Regions from separate parts of the Homo sapiens genome. Here region 1 is linked to region 2. Evidence: chromatin loops called from intact Hi-C (ENCODE). Cell type or tissue: ascending aorta. All regions are shown on one strand. Links, peaks and the distances in the headings refer to the core of each region. The heading gives the core; the rest is flanking DNA.

What was found. Peaks named below come from ENCODE experiments on the same cell type or tissue, not always from the same donor. Only the 100,000 strongest peaks of a DNase experiment are listed, where the experiment ranks them.
Region 1: it touches region 2 in a loop (2.3-fold over the local background); 2 of 110 quality-filtered maps call a loop at or near these places.

The regions. Positions count from the first base shown.
Region 1 is chr2:8,304,346-8,307,255 of GRCh38, forward strand. The region is part of intron 2 of LINC00299 (long intergenic non-protein coding RNA 299); the gene reads right to left. Among named protein-coding and RNA genes, the nearest start is that of LINC00299, 23 kb to the right of the region's middle. In ascending aorta, for the core only: no CTCF peak of the experiment used is centred there; DNase peaks (open chromatin) are centred at 806, 956 and 1,336; H3K27ac peaks cover 2,500 bases.
Region 2 is chr2:8,219,005-8,221,914 of GRCh38, forward strand. All of the region lies in intron 7 of LINC00299 (long intergenic non-protein coding RNA 299), which reads right to left. Among named protein-coding and RNA genes, the nearest start is that of LINC00299, 110 kb to the right of the region's middle. In ascending aorta, for the core only: no CTCF peak of the experiment used is centred there; DNase peaks (open chromatin) are centred at 827 and 1,207; H3K27ac peaks cover 2,220 bases.

The DNA.
Region 1 (2,910 bases), core at 230-2,729, 85 kb after region 2:
CTGTATTTAGAAATAAGACCCAAATTATTATAAAAAATTGTCAGATTGCTACAAGGCAATTTTTTGGGTGCTATAAAAGGCCTCTGGCCCAGGGGCCTAACAGCCTCCTAAAAGAGGATATCAGGAAAAGCAAGTCGCTAAATAGAAGAAAATAAAAGAAAAGGAACTCGTCAGTCAAACTGCATCCTGCCTAGCAGGGAATCCACACACTCAGGGAATCTCAGATCCCAGGACTTCAGACTGAGATGGACTCGGTGTCTCTGGCCAATGAGAACCAAAGTCCTTCACACATCATGCTCCCTGAGACAAGAAAACGTAGGTATGCTTTAGGGGAAGAACAAAAACAGACAAGGGCAGTGGGAGTTTTGATTAGCATAATCTTTACAAATCCTTGCTTTGGAATTCCAGCTTGGCCACCTACTACATCATTTGGGCAAGTTTCTTAACCTCCCAGAACCTCAGTGTCCTCATCTGTAAAATGGCAATTATGAGAACGCTACCTACTTCATCACAGTGGCGTAAAGACTTACTAAGATAATTCCCGTTAAGTGCTTAGCACGTCGCCCTCCAAGCAGTCTGTTATTTTTCTGATGTGTCAATGTCACCATTCACCTGCTGTGCAGTTTTGAGCAGATGATGAACGCATGTGTCCTCCAGGAGCTCCTTCTGCGACATCCCCTAGGCAGCCCGACATGACTCAGCAACACGGTGCTAGGGCCAGATCCCTGGCTAGACACCGAGGTGTGGGGCCCTCGTCTCTGACCTGCCATTGAGCCACAGTGTGAAGCCTAAGCAAAGCCATTTCTCTAGGGACCTTGGCTTAGTTTTCTGGTAAAATACAAGTTTCATTCTAGGTGTTCTCTCAGCTATCTTCTAGGATGTTTTGGAGTCTGTGCTTTCATACAAACACAGGCTCATGCTGGAGCAGGGATGGCCATGGACATCCTTAACTCTCCTAAGAGCCACCCACGGCCTCCCAAGTCACCTCATCAGTTGTCCTCACAGGGAGCCACCCTCTGGGAGTATTTATATCCCTCTACTTTGATTACAGCTGATTAGTAAATTTACAATGTGTTTGAATTTCACTAGACTTACATTTCACAACAGAGAGCAAGGTTTAGTCAACACTTTCATTTGCTAAGGGCAACCATCCAGGCTTAATAAGGCTTTCCCTAAACAGACACCTTCTTTACAAACTTCTAGGAAGCCAAGTGTTAAACAAAAGTCTAACTTGAGACTTTTCTCTTGATTCCTATTATGGGCATTTGCAGTTTGCTTTGCAATTGCATTACCAAGTGCACACTTGCGCACATGCCTGGAAACGTGCACACACGCACAATGGAGCAACGTCCCAGTGTGACGGTTCCTGCTGGCCAAGAACAGCACTGGGTATTTGCATGGGCAAAGACTTTAACAGCGTGAACAGGATTTTCTGAACAAGTCTGGAAATAAAATACCTACCAGCTTTCAGAGTAAATTACCAAAAAAGCAAAGGAGAAAAACAGTTCTTCCAAAAGACAGTCATCTAACCTCCTTACTCCCTGTGCACAAATTACCAGGCTTCCCAGAATCCAATCTTAGGTGAGATGAGGAACAATGGAAGGTATTTACAAGTTTAAAAAATATCAAATTTTTGCTTCTGGACTCCCATGCTATGATGTCACTACCTTGTTGCACTGGTCTGAGAAAAAGAATTATATCTCTATGGGCCTCAGTTTCCCTGTATGTGAAATGAGAGTTTCAATTAAGCACTATCTCAGATCCTTTCTGCCTTCAAAATCATGGGAAATCTCTGTAACAGATTTTTTAACCCATGAGAGGCCTTAGGGTCACTATGAGTATCTGATAAACAGGTGGGCCTTCCCTCCAGAAATATAGACAAAGGCTCATAAACACAGAGAAGTTTACACAGAATGTGAAAGAGGATTCAGAGAACCCCTGAAGCCTGTCCCGGAGGATGGGTTTAAAACTCTCAACTCTGGAGGAGATGTTGAAAGACAATTTCTCCAAAAGAGAGGGAGAAGATACAGTAGCTAGGGAAGTCTGGAAATCTGAATTTTTAATTTAGAAATAGATATTGTGGTTTTGTTGTGAGCTTTGAAAAATTGAGCCATGATTCTGTATAACGCCTCTAAGACAAAGATAAGATGTTAAAGCAGGTTCGTGACCATGGTCAGCTATGGAAGCGGTACACAAGGCCAGTTAGCAGGGTGGAGTCAGGTTCTGAGAGATGAGGTGGTATGGGAATGTCTGGGGCTGTGGGTAATAAGTTGAGCTTTTTCCCAGATGTTCTCTCCATGTTCCAGAGAAGGTAGAAAGCTGGCTACCGACCAAATCTGATTTTGACATTCCTGTAAGATAGTGCCAAGCACTCAGATCTCATCAGCCCCGTGTCAGAGGCAGCAAGGCACCACACCATGGTTGGATAACCCCACATTCAATCCATTTTACTGAAAGCAGCACAAATAAACTAAGAATCAGAGCACTCAATGACTCATATCAGAGGTATGAATTGAAAGTCAACACTTGTATATAATCTAACTGAAGGAGAGTTTATAGCGCAGAATTCTCTCTGTTGGAAAGAAAAACTCCAAATGCGTGTGTGTGTATATGTGTGCACACTCACTATCTTACACAGCACTGCTCATTCTAAGAAAATGAGAAAGGAGAAGAGAAAGCAACTCAAAACTTTTGTTTGATTTAGAAACAAAATTAAATAATAATTGTCAAAGGTATCGCTGGAATAATGATATTAAAAGAGTGATTCATTCTGGTATATTTCCAGAGACAATGTTTACCAGGAACTCCCTACTCCCTCTGTACCCATCACTCAGCATGATATGTTTGCCCTGGCTTCAATTCTCTTTTTCAAAGGAACATTTTGGAGTGTGCAGCTACCTGTACCTCTCT
Region 2 (2,910 bases), core at 203-2,702:
TTTCCTCAGGTAAAACTTTGCATCACGTATACAGCACAACTGTTTTTTTAATTTTTTTAAGTTTCTTGTTTATTATATAATAATTATTAAAACATTAAATAAAGACTTCATAAAATCCCTCTTCATCAGGATGCTGTGGGATGTGGTTACAGAAAGAAGTCTCCACCCTCTCGGAAGTTAGACTCTAATTGCAGAACCCAGACTAGCACATTACAGAAGCCCAAAAGCCAACGGTACCAACCTCTGCACCTTGCCCGATAACTGCTGGTCTCTTGAGTCGAATAAAGATAAGGACGGGAGGGTGTGGTGAGTGGTGGCAACTAGGAGAATGTGGGGTTTATTCTGTGGACTCCATCATCCAGGGCCCTAGATGACCTGGGTTTGTGAGCTGTGTGGGTGGACCGAGTCCGTAAATGAAGGAGAGAATGAAGGCAGGTGCTCAGTGGGCCCCAAGGGGCACGCAGGTGGTCCTTGAACAGCAATAGCAGGAGTATCGTTTTCAAGAAAGAAGGGTTTTAGATTTTGTAATGGGTATTTTGCCTGTTTGTCTGTTTGTTTGTTTATTTTTCCTGGGGCTAGTGGTGGGGATTATTTTACTTATTTCAGCCCCAAGAACCACACGGGGGACTCTTCCCGGTCAGCTCAGCTTGTTCAAAAAACTGTCTCCCAGGAAGGAAGTTGCCCATGAGCCTATTCCATGTCCCTCCTCCTGGCACGGAATGCTGGCAGCAACCATGACGAGGCCCTGAGCTGGTGTTGTGAACTCTAGGGATGAGTAATGGTGCCATCAAGGTGGGATTGCCCTGGCACTGTGCCTTGCCCAGCACAGGACCAGGAGGCCGGAAACCCGGTTCTGGTTCCAGCCCTGCCATCCACCACCATACCCAAGCTCCAGAACTGCCCTGGACCGGGCCATTTCTAACCCTCACAGAAGGCCCACACCACTCTTTGGAACATATGTGACGTGATGCCCACACACTTGGGTCTGAAATAAGGGAAGAAACGGCAACCACAGCTCTGATGTCTGCCTTCTCCCGTTAGCCTCTGGGGGAATCCCGACATCTCAGAGCAGGAAGGTCCTTTAGAGGCTCTGCAGATGAGGAGCTGCACCCGCTGGCCGGCCGCTCTGTGCCCAGTGGACAGGACAGTGGGCAGAGGAGGCGCCGTGCCAGGAGGCACAGCCGCTCCAGCAGGCTCCCGTGAAGTCATCGATGTTATATTTAACCTCATCACAGTTGGGCCAGCAGCCGGTGCACCAGACATAACTGGCTCCAGGACGTTCCCCACATAACTGAGCACAGTTCACAGGCTGGTTTAGGTCACCGTCTGGAGGCGCCAGAAAGAAGGCATCCTGGCACTGCAGAAACAGACAGCAGCCCATCCGTGTAGGAATAGATCCATTTAGGGAGCTGTGGCCGGGCACTGTACACCCAAGAATTCCATGAAGTAAAAAAAACTAAGGCTACAAAAAGAAGTTTCTCACAGTCTTCTTGTTAATAAGCAAAAGAACCCAAATGTGCACTCGGTTCTGTCACACTAATGCCAAGGGGCGATTTGCTTTGCTGTGTTTCATTCATTCACCCCAACTGTTTCATGGGCTGCTGTTGCCCTTAAATCCATTTTGGGATTCAGTACCCATAAGCTGCCAGAATTACAGTTCCTTCAAGGTGCTGTTTATACCCAGTCTACCTAAACAGGTTCTGTTCAGCTGAGCTTGTTTGGCCCGTGTGCCCTGACTATCTAATTGGCATTTGCCACATCAGAAGTGTGGGAAGTGCTCAGTGGAGGTGAGTGCAGAGCAGTGGCATTTATTTATCCCAACTTGGAGGTGCAGAGAAGAGCTCCTGGCTACAGAGGATGGACCAGGCTTTGGGATTAAGATTGAAACAGAGAGCAGGCATGGTGGCTTACGCTTTGGGAGGCCAAGGTGGGAGGATCGCTCAAGGCCAGGAGTTTGAGACCAGCCTGGGCAACATAAAAAGACCCTGTCTGTACCCCCCCCCCAAGAAAAGTTGCCAAGTTTACTGCTACACACCTGAGGTTGCAGCTACTCTAGAGGCTGAGACAGGAGGATTCCTTAAGCCCATGGAAGTCAAGGCTGCAATGAGCTATGATCATGTCACTGCACTCCAGCCTGGAAGAGAGCAAGACCCTGTCTCTAAAAACAAAATAAAACTAAAATTAAAAAAAAAACAAAAACAAAAAAAACAAACAAAAAAAATTGAAACAGAATGAGCAGGAGAGAGGGACTTTGGGCAGAGAGGAGAGCATGACTGGAGGGGGCTGGAGGGGCGAAGGGCCTGTAGTACTGCCATGCTGCTCAACCTCTTTGCAGTTCAACAGGAGAGCCCAGGCCCCAAGCCCTTCACCCCATGAACCAACCCAAGAAGAGCAAGCAAGTCAGGGCCCCATGGGGTCCCTTGCCCTCTGTGCACAGCCCACACTGTGCCCCTCCTGGACTCTCACCTTCTGGTCTCTCCTCCATTGCTGTTCAGATTCTGCTATTCATCAAAGACCAATTCCTGCGCTGCCTCTTCCCTGAGAAGCTCCCAGCTTCCCAGCAGTTGGAATCCATTTCCCACTGCGCTATGCGGGCCCTTTTAGCTCCCTGAGGGAAAAGGCACCTGGCTCAGCACTGTGGCTCCAGAAGCACCTTCCCACCTGGTCCCTGAGGCACAACAGATAATGCAGGAAAGTCCGCAGGAGTACCTGAACTAAACTCCAGGGCCGATGGAAGCAGCCAGTGACCGATGTGCAGGAAGGACAGGTTAGAATGTTTCACTGAGACATGAGGATTTGGCCTCATAGGAGAGGAGAGTGTGTCTAACAAAGCCTAGTGCCAAGTGGGAGGCAATATGGGGCAATGTGAGTGGCAATGTCCTTGGGAGTAGGACAGACCTGAGTGACTGC